2 separate regions of the Homo sapiens genome follow, and region 1 is linked to region 2. A link is an interaction called in ENCODE POLR2A ChIA-PET data of the cell type or tissue named here. Cell type or tissue: A673. All regions are shown on one strand. Each heading gives the region's core, and the rest is flanking DNA. Links, peaks and the distances in the headings are about the cores only.

Region 1 (8,124 bases), core at 1,222-6,221, 97 kb after region 2:
AGGGCTCGGAACAAGAGACACTAGTTTTGTCTGACGGTGTGAGAAAGTCGTGAAGGGATCTTTTCTTCCAGATGGTGTTAAATTCAGCTGCCTTTTTAACATTGGCCTTGCACAGCAATCTGCTGCTCCCCTTTCACAAAGACTGCACTTGGTTCCCACTAGTTAACATGCATACTCACGCAACCTGCAACTTCACTCCAACTGTTTTACAATGCAGTGGTATGCTAAATAAACTTGATCCGGTTTCTGCCAATGTTAAAACTAGGTTTCAAAGAACTACTTAACTGATATTTACACTTCTTTTGACTTAAATGTACATGCCTTTGGAATATTACGGGTTTCAAAGAAATATCACCTTATTATAAGGTCAATGTACAGATTATTTCCAACACCCTTCAAACCTATGCTCAGATACAGTACCTCTCTTCAACACACACAAATAAAACAAAATGTCAGAAGTTTGATGTGTAATAGAAAAAAGAAAAATTGGGACATGTTGCACCAAGGGCAGTGGAACAGCAAAAAATAAAATGAAAATAATAACATTGAAATGTATTTTTATTGATCGATAAGTTATGTAACATTAGTATGATACAAAGCAAGTTTGATATGACAATGGCAAACACATAATTATAATATTGTTTATTTTCCTTAGATGTTATATTTAACATATTTACATAAAAGACCAAGATGTAGGCAAAAGCTTCAGTAATTTGACTTCATTGAGTGCTTTCAGTAAACAATAGGTTTCTCCAGCAAACATCTTATTGCCTTAATTGAACCTCCTTGAAAAAGAAAACCACACACTTTGTAATGTAAATGTTAATTGTAGTAGACAATGGTTCTAGGTAAATAGCACCCCTGGACATGAAGTAAATGAAAGGAATACAGGCACTTAACAATGAAAGGTTGTTTGCACAAACAGTGCTTCAAATGTAAATAAACAAGGGTCTTCTCAACGGTCACTACAGTAGTAAAACTCTGGCACGTGTACAGCAGCCAAATTGAGAATTTATGTATAAAGTCTCTCAGACTTTCTAACTGAAACTAACAGTGGTTTAACAGGCTTCTCCAGTCTGAAGTCATATAAGGAATTGAAGCTACAAAGGAAATTGTACTACTTTTAAAGAAAAATTGTATATTTGGGATTGTCAATAATCTAGGCCACGTGGAAGATAACAGGCTATTTTGGATATTTTCTAATTGCAATGGTTATATTTCTGTGTAAATGCCTATACAAATGTTTGCTTGGTGACATATGGAAAACTTAAGGACTTTTATGAAAAGGCGACAATGGGGACCTCCAAAGCGCCAAAGTTTCTGCTAGGCATAGTGTTATTTTTAGATTACATTAAAATGGCTATTTAGACCCATCTAGCTGAGACTATTCCAAAACAAACTTTTTATCATATTGTTATCATAATCAACTTTCTACAGGCTAATGACTTTATAGTTTTACTTCTAGTGTATATCTACTAGCACAATTAGACCAAGTTCCTAGATGTATCATGTTAAGAGGTAAAAAGCCTCATGAAATTATAATAACGACTGTTATATAGAGATATGTATTTTATCTCTATACACATTTGCCCACCCAAAACAAAAGCAAAAATGTGGTCACAAGGCCATAATCTCATGGACTGAGATTTTGACATTAGGGGCAGGCAGTCATGGGACTTTCTTGGAATTGCTTTCTACTAGCTTGCCTTGAATTCTGAAAATCTCAAACAACGAAGAAAGCCAAACTTAATTATGGCCAGATTAAACAGTGGTTAAAAAATTAACAGAAGCAGACTATGTAGCAGCTACAGACCAGTTGGTGCTGCCATTTGGGAAGCTGCAGATGGCTGTGGGTGGGAAATGCCTTTACTTTCTTAAGCGATGGAGATGAGTATGGTGTGTGCACTTGATGTTTTTTTCATACCCCCACCCCCCAACAGGGCTGTCTGTCATAGGCTGCCCGGCCCCGCTTTATCACTTGCCCCCGAGCGTGGGAATCGGAGCGTCCTGCCGTTCACATCTCCTGCATTCCGTTTAGCGGAATCAATTAGGCAAGACAGACCCTCAGATTCCCCACCCCCTTTCCATTTTTGTCAGGTCTATATACGTCCTAATTATTTCAGTTTGGGATGCCAGAGCTGTTTCCTGGATAGACCTGATCATCCTTAAACAAAAAGAGAGGAGGCGCACACGTGGGTTGTGGCGTAAATGTCACTTTCATTTCCAATGCTAGGCGCAGAGTAAGACAGAACATTTTTTTAACACTTTGACAAGAGGGGAGGCGATCTCGTCTCCATCATGTCTTTCTGCTTCAGTAGCTTCCTCAAGGAAACCCTCTTGGAACAGAGAAGCATCTGTCCTTGTATTTTGAATAGAAGAATAAAAATCAGCCCTTGCTTTTTTTTTTTTTTTTTTCATTTTGCCTGCTAGCTCTAAGTCCTCAGTAGATACAAATTATTAACCTTCCAGTATAAACTTTTCTGAAAGTCTAATTTCGTACAAATTGACATACAGCCCAAATACATGTAAAGTAATTTCCAAGCACAATCTTCAAATTTTGAGAGGGAGGTGCCTCCCAAAGGAACTGCCCAAGTCTACATATTATGGAATCATTTTTAAACTAGGTACCAGACATCTCTGCAACACCTTTCTAAGAAAAAAATCCCTGATATAACTTTTGCCTTAAAATAGAACAAACTGCACATGCATCTTTACTCATTATCACTATACACTTCTCCTTTGCAGCTGCAACAACCCCTCTCAAGACATATCTGGAACCTTGATATTTTAGCATGTGTGTGTCATTTAATTTTCTCTCATCCCACCTTTAATCATAAGGAAAAAAACAAAACAAAAACAAAGTTAGATTCAATAAGTATTCCTGACCTTTCTGGTTTTTACTGTCTCTCGGCTGTAGTCTTTCATTCTCACACGCTCCCCGGCGATCTTGAAGGAGTTTTTACTTTCGGTTATCTAGCTTTATGAAGACCAATACACTCATACAGCTAGATAACCAAAGATAACAACTCGCTTCCCACACAGGCCTCTGTCTTCCTCTTGCCAGACTCCAGGTCCTGATCCTTTCTGGCAGTACCGAAGAGTGGTCGTCCAGGATACTTGCCGCGCTTAAGATTCCTCCTTTTATGTAAATATGACCTGGTTTCTGTTTGTGTGTGTGCGCGGCTAAAACATCCAAACGAGATCTGTTGCCTTCAGAGTTTATTCCGAACTTTTCTTTTTCCTTTCAGCAAGTAATCTCCGGCAGCGTTAGCCAACAATTCATCTATTAATATCAGAAAATAAAACCAGCTATTAAGGTGCAGCAAGCTGTTACGAGTGAGCAGCAGCATCCGTCCCTTCACAGGCCTCTATTTGCATTGTAAATTGCTTCTTTCTCACGCAAGACTCTTTAGCCTCTCTCTATAGAGATGTATAAAGCCAACGGCAATTTCCAGCGCAGGTTAAGGAGGAAGGAAAAAAAAATCCCATTCTATAGAAGTGACAGCTGATTCAAGGATCTGTTCCTGATCCTTTTTGGTTAGGCACCATGGCTTTTTACCAAGCGGTGGCAGCTTGATTGCACATATCTTGTGTGTATGTGTTTTAGGGGGAAGATCCTCGATTTCACAGGGCTTCTAGGCTGGGAAGGAGAAGATGCCGTCTTGCTGGCCTGCTGCTGCCCCCGGTCTGAAAGAAGGAGAAAAGGGCCATCATTGGAGGGGCTTTCACTGCCAAATTGTGGACCAGCCCGGCAAGGTCAAAGGTTCGAGACCGCGGGAGACCAAGGTAATGATGATGTCATGAGAAATCTCAAGTACATGGTTATTGATATGCATCAGTGATCAGCCAACTGCCCCACGCCTGCTGCCCGAGCAGCGGCAGCGACAGCAGCAGTAGCGGCAGCATTGCAACAATCCCTATTTTCTCAATCAACATCTCTTCCGCTAGCACTACCGACTGCTCCTGGAAAAGCAACCCGCGGCCTTTTACCTCCTCCGTGCTAGTGTAGATCGTTCTAGTATCCAAAGACTGGAAGAAATCTCTCTCTAAGGACAGATAAAAGCATTTCAGATCTGGGGAACGTCTTTGCCTGCATTTTTCTTCTGGCAGATTGCATAGGCAGACAGATGGAAGGCACTTTGCTATTGCTTAAAGCAGGGCCTCGTTTTCTGGGGCTGGGAATCAGATCTGTATTACGCAGTGAGTCGATGTGTGATTACATTGACAATTTGCTCTGGTGGTGTGTTTTTAATGGCTTCACAGCTCAGTCATGTTTTGTATCTATGTACCATGGCGATAGGGCAGCATATTTTGTTCTGTAAGTTCGAACTGAATGCTCTAAGCAAGCGGACTTCATCGTGGTTTTTAAAAAATGACTACATATGTAGGGTGTGTGCGTTAGAATGCAGCACAGGTAAACCTTGCAGCAATAGTTTCTAATGCTGTACACAACTCTGCTGTAATGAAAATCCTGAGCCTTTGTCTATTGTTTTAAACATCAATTTTCATACAAAAGGATAATGTAATAGTCTTGCTTCTGAAACTATGAAAAAAAACGTTGTTACCTCGTGAAGAACACATATAAAACACCTGGATGTTAAGAGCATAACTCTGCCCTACCTTCCCCTTCTCCAACCCCCACCTTTCTTCTATCTAGAGGGGAATGTTGTTTTATTAATTAATTAGCCTCATTCCTTTTCTTAGAACTTTTCAAAGTGTGAATATGATCACTTCAAAGAGTCCTTTTCTTCTTCTCTCTCCTTAGTAATGAGTAATCTATGTCTAACTCATCTATAATACATGCAGTTGTAATATTCAAATGTCCCTCAACAGAACATCTAAGATAGTCTACATTAAATTCATATTTACCAAGGGTGAACCTTATGAACTGCTTTTCAAAATTTCAAGTTATGTTTGGTCATATTGCTATTCTTTAAAATATATGCTATTAGAGTAATCTTAATATTCATTGCACACATGACTACTTTATCACAATACTCTCAATTCTATAGATTATTTTCCCCAACAACTAAAACACTTTTGGAATTAACATACACTCTTTCATTAATTCAGTGACTTATTCATTTATGACATGAATGTGAACATGCTTACTGAATTATATACAGAGCACATATATGTAAACCCTATAAAAAAGACTAGCAAGAAAATCAGAATAGTTAGGAAAAGCTTATAATCAAGAGTTTAAACTACAATATTACACCAATTAAAGATATGATTTAGTAACATAGATGCCAACTTTTCCCTAGATTTTTTATTTATTTACTTTTTTTGGTGAACATTCCAGTACTGATTATTTAGAAAAGACTAAGCTGTTGAAATTGTTCATCTATTTTTCTTACCAAATTATGGTACAAGAGGTACAATCAGAAATGGCTGCATTGGGTTATACATAAAATGCACAAGCAAACCAAAAACTAACTCAGAGAAACACACCTCCATGAAGTTACTGTTCCTTCTCGAACTAGCTGGTCACAACATACACTACTAAATAAAAATGTAACACATCACTGAGGCACATTCCACCTTAGACATTACATAAAACACTAATGAGCTCTGCCGCCTTGGAAGAGTGAGAGTATTGTGGCCTTGCTTTCCAAGACACAGATGCAGAATCATTAGTGATTTGGCATGTATTACATAAAGCAAGCATGTGGTCAGATGACAGGTATTTTTAGAATATCTTTTTGCTTTATATATACTTGGGTGGGGGCTGGTGGAAGCAAAGAGATGTCATGCATTTGTCTGTGCATGTTTATCACCCCCATATCTGTGTGAATTTGCAAAGTAACATGGCTATATTTCCACACTTAGCAACTAAATGCATTTTTAGAACCAAAGTATCCATCATGAAAGCCAAGACACTGAACATTTGAGATGCTTTTACAATTAAAAGCTATAGAAGATACTGTCTTAAAACAGCATCTTCTAGGGCAATGCCACATAGTCATATCAACTGGACTCCGGGCCTGGTCCCCATGTCTGGCATATATAACATAGACTCATCATGGGAGTCCCAATAAGTGAAAGGAACCAACATTAGGATTATGAGCAGTCTGTTCATTAGCCAGATAGCCAACTAAATATTTTACTCTCCACCATCTCTCAGGATATGCAGAAATAAAAACTACACAGTAAGGCTTAACACAGAGCATCTGATTATTTTGAATATTGCCAAGGTTTATATGATGGTTTATACATATTTCAAAGACTGTATTATTATATAGGATGTGAGACAAGTTGAAACAATTGTGTAGCCCTAAAGATTCCTAGCAATGTCTGTCACATATTAAGAGCAACTATTAACACCTACATGTTATATCAGATATTTTTGCTTTCAAATAGCTATTAAGCTGAGCAGAATACCAGTTTTGAAATCTGCATTCTGAAGGATATACTGAATTTAAATGGTTTGCCTGCTCATTCACTAATAAATTCCCATTAATGGCCAGTAGATTAGGACGTGATTGTCATGCTTGTTTTCTAATCTTTTTATAGATCTCCAGATGGCTGAAACATGAATTGAAACATTCTGGTTTACCTGGGAGTAGACAATCTCTATTTCAGTTAAAAGTGAAAAGTTACGTTTTCCACATTATTTGGATCAGAATTATGCTATTTCATAAATTCAAATACATTAGGTTTGTCACCATATTTAGAACACCTCTGAATCCTATTCAGATTACTGCAAAGCACATGAAGAACTGGCCTATCACTGAAATCCCCTTTTAATATTTGGTTTGTATGATTCAAATGCATGTAAACCACAGTGCACTAGTACAGTCAAGACTACCATTTTCTACATAAAAGCCATTTAATTTACAGTGATTTGTATAGTTCAGGCAAGGTACCTGACTGGCTTACTTTCTAACAAAAGTATTCTATTATTTACTCTGTATCTTGAATTTCTTTTTTATAGGCAGTTACAGGTTATATTTGTATTATGCTTGATATATAATATACAAAGGCTCCCTGTAGAGGAGAAGGCTGCACATATAGAAACTTAGAGCATGAATTAGGAGATATGCAACCCACTGCATGCCTACCGCCTAGTAAATAATACTCTATTTTGTACATCACTTGGATTTTATCAAATGTAAATTTTAAAATTACCTTTGGTTGGTTGGATTGTCTATTCATTTTATGCTTCTTTGCAGTCTCATCTGAAAAATAGTCAAGAAAACAAATGATCACAGTTTATATATATGTATACATATGAAGTCATATAGATATTGCTTCATTTAAAATATTGCTATTAACATGATTCCTTAAAATGCCAGAGATTCCATAAAACCCCAGTACAATGTATCCTAGGTCTCAGCACCCACGGGGTTAAATATGCTAATTTGCATTCAAATGGAGACATGCATGATAATGTGAATGCAAAATATGCAGAATCTGGAGGGGTTTGAGAAATTAATTTTTCTTTCTTCTTTTCTTTTATTTTTAGCTTGGAAGGAAGAGGGACTCTTAAAAAAACATTAGGGACTTGAACCTTGTAACCTGCCATACAAAAGAGGAGAGTCCTTCCATGTAAGGATTTTAAGTCTGGAACAAAGTCTTATTTTCTAAATGTTTAAGGAACTGAATTTCCAGGCCTTTCGAACAATGGCAATCCCTGGATAAATATCTACTCCATTAGAAAGATGCAAATAGTTTACTGTAAGGCCACAGCACCGTGAGATGTGCATTCATATCTATGGCTCCTGATTGGCTCTTTCCTCCAGTAAATCAATGAATAATGTAAAACCTGATTGCTGTAAAGTGGTGGATTTTTGAAAATTTCCCTTCCCCCATTCCCTCTCGATCCAACATTCAGGAATTCAATACTCCCCAAAATAGGTTGTTTTTCTTTTATGATTTTTTAATGCTTATTGTTATTTTGGACTGGAGGGGTGGGGCTATTGGTTTTGCAAAATGAAAGTATTGCCCTGGTTTAATTATGCTGACTGTGGGAGCTCGCTTCCTGAGACAGCGCCCTAATTACCGGTGCCAAGGTGGAGAAAGGAGGGTGGTAGACAGAGGTGGACACCAAGAAAGGGAGGAAACGGAACCCGACTCTGCGGTGCTGGGCCCAAGGCAGCCACAGCTCCAAAGGGGCCCCCG
Region 2 (8,124 bases), core at 1,111-6,110:
GCAACATGGTACAGGACAAAGGGGAGAGACTTTACAGCCAGATTGCTTGGGTTCATATTTCAGTTTTGGTATTTAATAGCTTTGTGACCCTAGGAAAATAAACAGCACCCGCTTGCTGAGATGGTGAGGTTTAAAAGATAACATATGTAAAGGGCTTTATGCAATGTTACACATAGTAGGTTCCTTTTTTAACAAGCTTCTTGGTGATTCTAATGCAGACCAAAGATAGAGAACCACTGGGTGATATCATCCATTGCCAAGATTTCAAATCAAATCCATGTTTAGGATGATTATTTTAAACTCTCCAGTGACTTCCCATTGTATAAGATCCTACATCACCTCATCCTTGCTTTTCTTTCCAGCCTCCTCTCTTGCCTTCCTTTCTACTAAAAACAAGTTGTACAGAAATTTTTCAGTATTCTGTTTTGGCTCTCAGCTTCCCTACTGACTCTTCATTCTTTCTGAAATAACTTTCCTCTGTAGGCTCCTTTACCAGACTCATCCAGTTCATCTTGTAAGTCTCAGCCTAGATGTCAGAGCCCTCCCAGATCACCAGGTCTAGGTTTGGTGTCTCTCCTATGAATTCTCATAGCACTCTGATCCTCCCCTAGCATTACATGTATCACATTTTATTGCACTTGCTTAGTTATTTGTTTCTATCCCCTATAAGGTATTTCCAGTTCCATGTTGTGGCATTTAATATATGCCTCATTAATAGGTGCTTTACTTACGTAAATTGATAAATGGATGAATGAACAACTCACAGAGATAGGCTTCCAGATCAGACCTCTTCCCTAAGCCTTCATATCAAACTGGACTTGTGAAAAATGAAACTCCTTATCTTTCCCCATCAAAATGGTTCCTTCCCCTCTCTGTTCTTTTCAGTAAAATACATAAAAATTTGCCCAATTTCGGGCGAAGGATGTGAACAGACACTTTTCAAAAGAAGACATTTATGCAGCCAACAGACGCATGAAAAAATGCTCATCATCACTGGCCATCAGAGAAATGCAAATCAAAATCACAATGAGATGCCATCTCACACCAGTTAGAATGGTGATCATTAAAAAGTCAGGAAACAACAGGTGCTGGAGAGGATGTGGAGAAATAGGAACACTTACACTGTTGGTGGGACTGTAAACTAGTTCAACCATTGTGGAAGACAGTGTGGCGATTCCTCAGGGATCTAGAACTAGAAATACCATTTGACCCAGCCATACCATTTCTGGGTATATACCCAAAGGAGTATAAATCATGATGCTATAAAGACACATGCACATGTATGTTTATTGTGGCACTATTCACAATAGCAAAGACTTGGAACCAACCCAAATGTCCATCAATGATAGACTGGATTAAGAAAATGTGGCACATACACACCATGGAATGCTATGCAGCCATAAAAAATCGTGAGTTCATGTCCTTTGTAGGGACATGGATGAAGCTGGAAACCATCATTCTGAGCAAACTATCGCAAGAACAGAAAACCAAACACTGCATGTTCTCACTCATAGGTGGGAATTGAACAATGAGAACACTTGGACACAGGGTGGGGAACATCACACACTGGGGCCTGTTGTGGGTCGGCAGAAGGGGGAGGGATAGCATTAGGAGATATACCTAATGTAAATGACGAGTTAATGGGTGCAGCACACCAACATGGCACATGTATACATATGTAACAAACCTGCACATTGTGCATAGGTACCCTAAAACTTGAAGTATGATAATAAAAAAAATTGCCCAATTTCTAAAGCCAGACTGTTGAGGATTATCCAAAGCTGCCCTACCTCCCTTATCCCCGTATCCAATCTGTTATACTGCACATTAGCAATAGCCTAGCTCAGGAGATTTTTCCAAAGTGTGATTATTGAGATTTGATTCAAGAGGGTATTTTGAGTGTACATGTTTACCTTCCCCCTTTTCTAAAAACTCATCTCATTGAAAAAGAAGTACAAAAGGGAATATATTTATAACTGTTCTGAGAACAGGAAGACCAGAGAGCCTGATGACGTTCTGTAACATGAGTAGCAGGTAGAAACTATCATATTAATAGGCAAACAAAAGTAGGAGCCTCCATTTCAAACAAACATAGGAAAAAGCTCTAACAGAAAGAAAAGCACTGTTCCTGACCATGAAGCCACAGAGAGACTCCAAAGGAACAGGTACAAAGATTGGGGATGGATAAGGAAGGTGATTGATTGAAAGACTGTCCACAGGCAGTGTTACAAACCTCAGCTGATCATAAGATTAACATGGGGTTCTTGTTAAACAGAGAGAATCTCTGAACTTATCCCTGAAGACTCTCGTTCAGTGAGTCTGGCAATATAACCCAGGAAGTTGGATTTTTAGCAAGAGTCCCATGTGATTTTTATGGCAAACAAGTTTGGGCAATATTGGAATATGGACAGCTCTTTGTTCAGGAACCACATTCCTGCCACTCCCACACAGATTGATGTGGCATACAGAATTAGCGTTTGCCCCACATTCCATATTTAAATCAGATAATTAACTTCCAAAGAGATGTTAAAATCATCTGGGATAACTAACAGAGATAGTAGCACCCCAAAATAAGGCTGTCCACATTCTAGCATTTGGAAATGCCAGATACTTCCCCAGCTGAGCATCTGAAAGTGAGTCCTGCCAGTCTGTGCGCCCAACCACACACAGAGAGCTCTGCTAGTCCCTCTACTCAAGGAAAAGCCTTATTAGGGCAAACAGATAGGGAGTTAGTCATGTTAACTCCCTAGACAGGCATACATGTAAATAAAAACCTAAACTCACCAAACATTTGAAGAAAAAATGATAGTATCAAAGAGAGAAAAAAAGCGGAACAAGTAGAATCTAACAAACCTTAAAAAACAAAAAGCAGAGATGTGATGGATGCTGAGATAAACCACACAGATCCCTCTTCAGAAACAAATGATTTATTCTCCAGTTGCTGGGAGAGCTGCCCCCAGAAAGCCATAAGGGATTGCATTGGCTGAAGACAGCCACCTCACCCAAGATCATACTCCTTCCTGATGGCTACCATATCCAGTGACTGGGAAGCATGGATATATAAAGTCCTAGCCTCCTTATCCCAATGTGGAGAAACACTGAAGAGTCATCCCTGCAGGATAGTTCTCTAGGTGGCTGTGGATTGGCTCTGTTCTCCCCTATTTCTTGCTTAAGAATAACTATAGAATGTGCTGGGAATGCAGCATCCTGAGATGGGTGTGGAGAGAAGCTGGCAAGAACAGCCTGGGCTCTGTCCCAATCTCCCACTAGAACAGGATGACCTTCAACACTTTAGCCCAGTGATCATGTGGCCCTGAGACTTAGGGTAGGCTGCTTCCCAGGGTCCCTGAGCTGTGATGCAAGTGGGGCGTGCAGGGGATCTCCATGCACCCCAAGTAGCTTTTTGAGCCTTGGGGGACCAATTCATAATGAACCCTAGGCTTCTGTTGTCCCTTGCTGCCTATCTGTAAGTAATAAACTTGCTTCATGTAACTTTCTGCACATGAGTATGCTCTCTCTCACCAGACTTAGAAAAGTTGGTAATCAGAGCACAGCGAACCTGCTTCACAATCCCAGCTTCAGAACTCCCCAAAGCTTGGATGAAAACTCCACTGAGATTGCATTGGAGCTCAACTTTTCCCTCTGCTCAGTCCTGAATCCTTTTCTTCTCTTCACTTCCTCAGGTGTTGATCCCAAGGATACTTCCTAATAAACCTCCTGCATGCCAATCTGGAACAAGACAATATTTAGTAAATAGAAAAAAAAAGATTAAAAAAAACTTCAGGGAGATTGAGTTTACACATGTATAAAACAAAAACATGCAACTATGGAAAAGATGAGAAGAAAAATAAAGAGGTACTGGAAATTTACAATATAATATTTGAAATAAAGAATTTAATTTAAAAAACAGAACCAAGTTGAGAATATATCACAAAAAGTACAATAGAAAAATAGATCATAAATACAAGAAAAACTTAAGAGATACAGAGTTACTCTAGGAGGTCTAATATTCATACAACTAAGTCTGAAAATGATTTTTTAAAGAAAGGAAGAGAAATAATCAAGAAACAAGTAGAACAAAATATCCATAGGTGGAGAAGGGTCATCTCTAGATCAAATGTACCACAACATGATAAGCAGAATGAATTTTAAAAAGACCTATAACTGTATATTCCTTCCAAAATTTCTGAACACCAAGATTTCCAGATAGTTTTGTAAAAACTTCCAGTATGAAAGAATAGAAGTTTAAAATAAATATGAATGAGAATGACATCTCACTACTGATGCTAGAGGAAAATGACACAATATTGGTAAGAGTGTTTTCTTTCTGATGGTTTTGAATAAAGGTAGAATCTGTCTTCCTACCTTTTACCTTTTTCAGCTTCTAGAAGCCACCCACATTCCTTAGCTTGGATCCTTTCCTCAAATCAATTCAACTTCTTGCTTCCATTGTCACAACTACCAATGACTCTGATCCTCTTGTTGCTCTCTTATAAGGACACTTATGATTACATTGGATGCACCAGATAATCCAGGGGCCTGTCTCCATCTCAGGATAATTAATGTATCACATTTGCAAAGTCCCTTTTAGCATATTAAGGTCATATATTCACAGGTTCCAGGAATTGGAACATAGATATCTTGGGGGCCATTATTCAGCCTACCACAGTCCCATTCTAACATCCTGTTTTCCATGTGTTGGTTTTATTCAGAAAAAGTTTGTGATTATTATTAATCTGACACTTAATTTTATTGATTCAACTCTCCTAAATGGCTCTAAATAGTCAACAACTCCTTTCTGCCGCTGTCTTTGTTCAGTCTTTTCTCATTTTTGGCCTACACTACATCAGTGGTGAGCTGTTGGATCTCTCACCTAGTCCATCTTCCTTCCTCCATTATGGTTATGGGATTGAATTTACCGAAAGCAAGCCAATCTGCTACTCCCCTATATAACATAAAATGTATCTTCATGGCCTTCAGAATAAATTCTAAATCCATTTGTGTTTGGCCACTGGCTACCTCTCTCTTCCCTCATCCACTAGCAATTCCCAAACATACTGTTACATGTGCTTCATACACTTTCCTGAATGGGCCACATTCTGTCGTTTCTTTTCTAGCACTTCTGCTTTGTTTTTGTTTTTGTTTTTGTTTTTTGCCTGGAAGACCCATCCCCTTCCTCAGTCTGACCTCTTTCCAGGTGTCCCTCAAGACTCAGTTCATTCACACTTTATGCCTTCTTGTAAGCCTTACCTGACCACATTCCTGGGCTCTTCACTTCTCTCCTGCAGACTTCTTCATGATACTGAAAGACCTTCAACTGCAGCCTGCATGTCTCTGTACTATAAGCATTGGCTTATTTGTCTGTCATTATAAATTGTCTATGGAGATTCTTTGAGGACATTGACAATGTAATCTATTTCTATGTCTTGGCAGAAGGCCTGGCATACCCTCAAAATAGTATTTCTTGGGTGAATGAATAAACTCTGATATGTTTTGGCCAATCACCTTTTTATAGCTGTTACTCAGTATCTTTTCTTTAAATCTATCTAGAGTTTTCCCAGATATCTATATGGACAAACTTTTATACACACACACACACACACACACACACACACCCCACTTTCTACTATCTATTCTAACCATTGAGTTGGCAAATATCCATTAGCATACATTTTGCACACCAAGTGCACAATATATACTTGAGTTAAAATAGACTGAAGTTGTATCAAAAAACCACTGTGGAAAATGAAGGAAAACTGGAGATTTCTTCCCAAGAAGTTTCCTTCAAATTTTACTATTTTAAATTATAAGAAAGCTAACCTGACCATCACAAGCATATCTCATGTTTGTACATCATGTCACAGTTTTCACAGGTTTTAAAATCAAGTCTCCATTTGATTTTCAAGATGGTGTGAGACAGACTAGGTATATATTATCCCAATTTCAGAGATGCAAGAATAGAAGCTTAAGAGAGTGTGAGTTCTTAAAAGGAATTCACAAAAATTAGAAGTTTTAAAATGGAAAGTAGAACAGTGGACTCATCTGAAAAGTTTGTGAAAATACTGATGCCTGATCCTCCCCCCAAAACAAGTAAATTAGACTTTTGGGGAAAGAGGGTATCTCTGGCATCTGTATGTTTTGAAAGCTCACCAGATATTTCTACTAGGCAGCCGGAGTTGAGAAGCACTCAATTAGAAGCCAGGTGTTGTGATTTTACTTCTATGGTCTTTATTGAACGGCATAATGCCAAGTCACATAGGTAGTATATTATATCACCCAACTGGTGATGGCATTAGGTTACTTTTGTTATGGTGCCTCAGTGTAGTAAAGATAAAAATTTTTACTTGGTTTCACCAGTTGAGTTAATATTTGTTAATGCTTTTTAAGGAGAGGGTAAGATGGCCAACATTTAAATAGCATTCAAGACTTCAGTTCTAAGCATGTATTTTCCTAGCACCTTGATAACTAATAACAAGTCTGACTGTGGGAAAGAAGGGAATGGGTGGAAAAATGGGGAGGCAGGCATGATATATGGCAACAAATGTGTTCCATGTCTCTTAGATACTGCAAGAGAATGATTCCTAACCAAACCCAACCCAAATGCTGTCTCTCAAGTAATTGAGGAAAGTTCCTAACCCCCCTTAACTTGAGGTTTCCTCATTTGCACAGGGCATATTGATGGTAGCTTGGTAGATCACTTAAAATATTAGTTCCTGAAAACAGAATGATAAACGTGTCTCCATGTCATTGTCACATGAGGCTGATTGGTAGGTAATGCAAACCTCACAAGGGCATTCTAAGGAGTAAACAATGATTACATAGCTCTTGGAACTACAAATAGCACTCATTAAAAAATGTTACCATGCACATGCTTTCTGCCAAGGTAAACTGTAATTTACACTTTTACCCTAGGCATAATTGCTAGTTTATTCTTTTTTTCTATTCACACCCATCTATCCCTCCCTTGGGCTTCAAAAAAGCCACAAGAGTTTTTACGAAAATCATCTTTAAAACATGTATTTACCCTCTTTTTGAACCCTCAGACTAGCTCTTTATTACTCCAGGGCATTTTAAATTTTTCTAAATTTGTTTTGGAGGCTATGGGTGTACTCTCCCCTCTGTATGCATTCATAACCCCCAGTAACTTCCATGGGAATCAGATACACATGTATCAAAGTGAAACGAGGCTCTTGTACATGTTTAAATCTGATTAAAATCTATTTGTGATAAAATTAAAAGTAAGAACTAAAATCTAGGGAAAAGAGTATAAAAAATATGAGATCATGTTGTGCATAATTAAAGGAGTTTACATTTATGGATAACTAAAATGGCATACAATCCCCGGCACTATTTCCAATATGTCCTCAGTTTCAAGTTATTTACTGTAAAGCGCCCATATTTTAAAATGAAATGTGTGTAACTGTCTCACAAACTATGCTTGGCCCTGTATATCTTGGTTCTGTGTCATAAATACAGAAAAGCAAAAACACTGTTTTGACCAATATTAAGTCACCTGTGGGTAGAATTTGATCTTACCTATTTACTGTCAGATTTTAAAATTATGTCATAAACACTTCCAAAATTTGCATATATAAGTCTGCCTACATATATGCCCATGAAAATTGAGTAATGGAGTTCCAAACAGTCCAATTTTTTCTTATAAAACCAGATCTGTGTAGTGCATACCCTCTATGAACATTACTAGGAGGCAAATACAAACTTTACATACATATTTTAGTGATCCTTTGAAATGTTTGCTTTGAAATACAGATATATCATACATGCAAATAAATACACTAATTCATCCATGCATTTAATGATATGAAGTCAACTCTAAACCCCACAGCAGTAAGAGGTTCAATATTAAAATTCATTTCCACTTTACAAATAAACACTGTGCACTGCTCAGATAAAATGTGAGAAAATATGAAACTAGGTGTTTTTCAAACGTAGTTTAAAATAAATGGATCTTTACTGACCAACATAGTCAGTCTGGAGAAATCTGGTAAGGTATTTCTTCAACTGTGCTAAGTTAGTGTTTAGTCATGAGCTAAGTAAATAATACTTTATTAAATCATACTCTTATGAAAGGAAAGCATCAAATGCAGCTTTCAGAAGCACCCA

The links. Peaks named below come from ENCODE experiments on the same cell type or tissue, not always from the same donor. Only the 100,000 strongest peaks of a DNase experiment are listed, where the experiment ranks them.
Region 1: POLR2A ChIA-PET joins it to region 2 with 5 read pairs; 4 of 35 experiments call an interaction of 5 or more read pairs at or near these places.

What each region holds. Positions count from the first base shown.
Region 1 is chr5:88,663,905-88,672,028 of GRCh38, forward strand. MIR9-2HG (MIR9-2 host gene) reads right to left here. Exons shown (of 4, transcript NR_152235.1): 2 at 7,132-7,181. It overlaps MIR9-2 (microRNA 9-2), which reads right to left and starts at 3,035; the gene lies at 2,949-3,035. RefSeq lists enhancers at 1-566, 567-1,389, 7,761-8,124. In A673, for the core only: no CTCF peak of the experiment used is centred there; a DNase peak (open chromatin) is centred at 3,497; H3K4me3 peaks cover 2,772 bases; H3K27ac peaks cover 1,857 bases.
Region 2 is chr5:88,567,353-88,575,476 of GRCh38, forward strand. The region is part of intron 2 of MIR9-2HG (MIR9-2 host gene); the gene reads right to left. Among named protein-coding and RNA genes, the nearest start is that of MIR9-2, 96 kb to the right of the region's middle. In A673, for the core only: no CTCF peak of the experiment used is centred there; no DNase peak of the experiment used is centred there.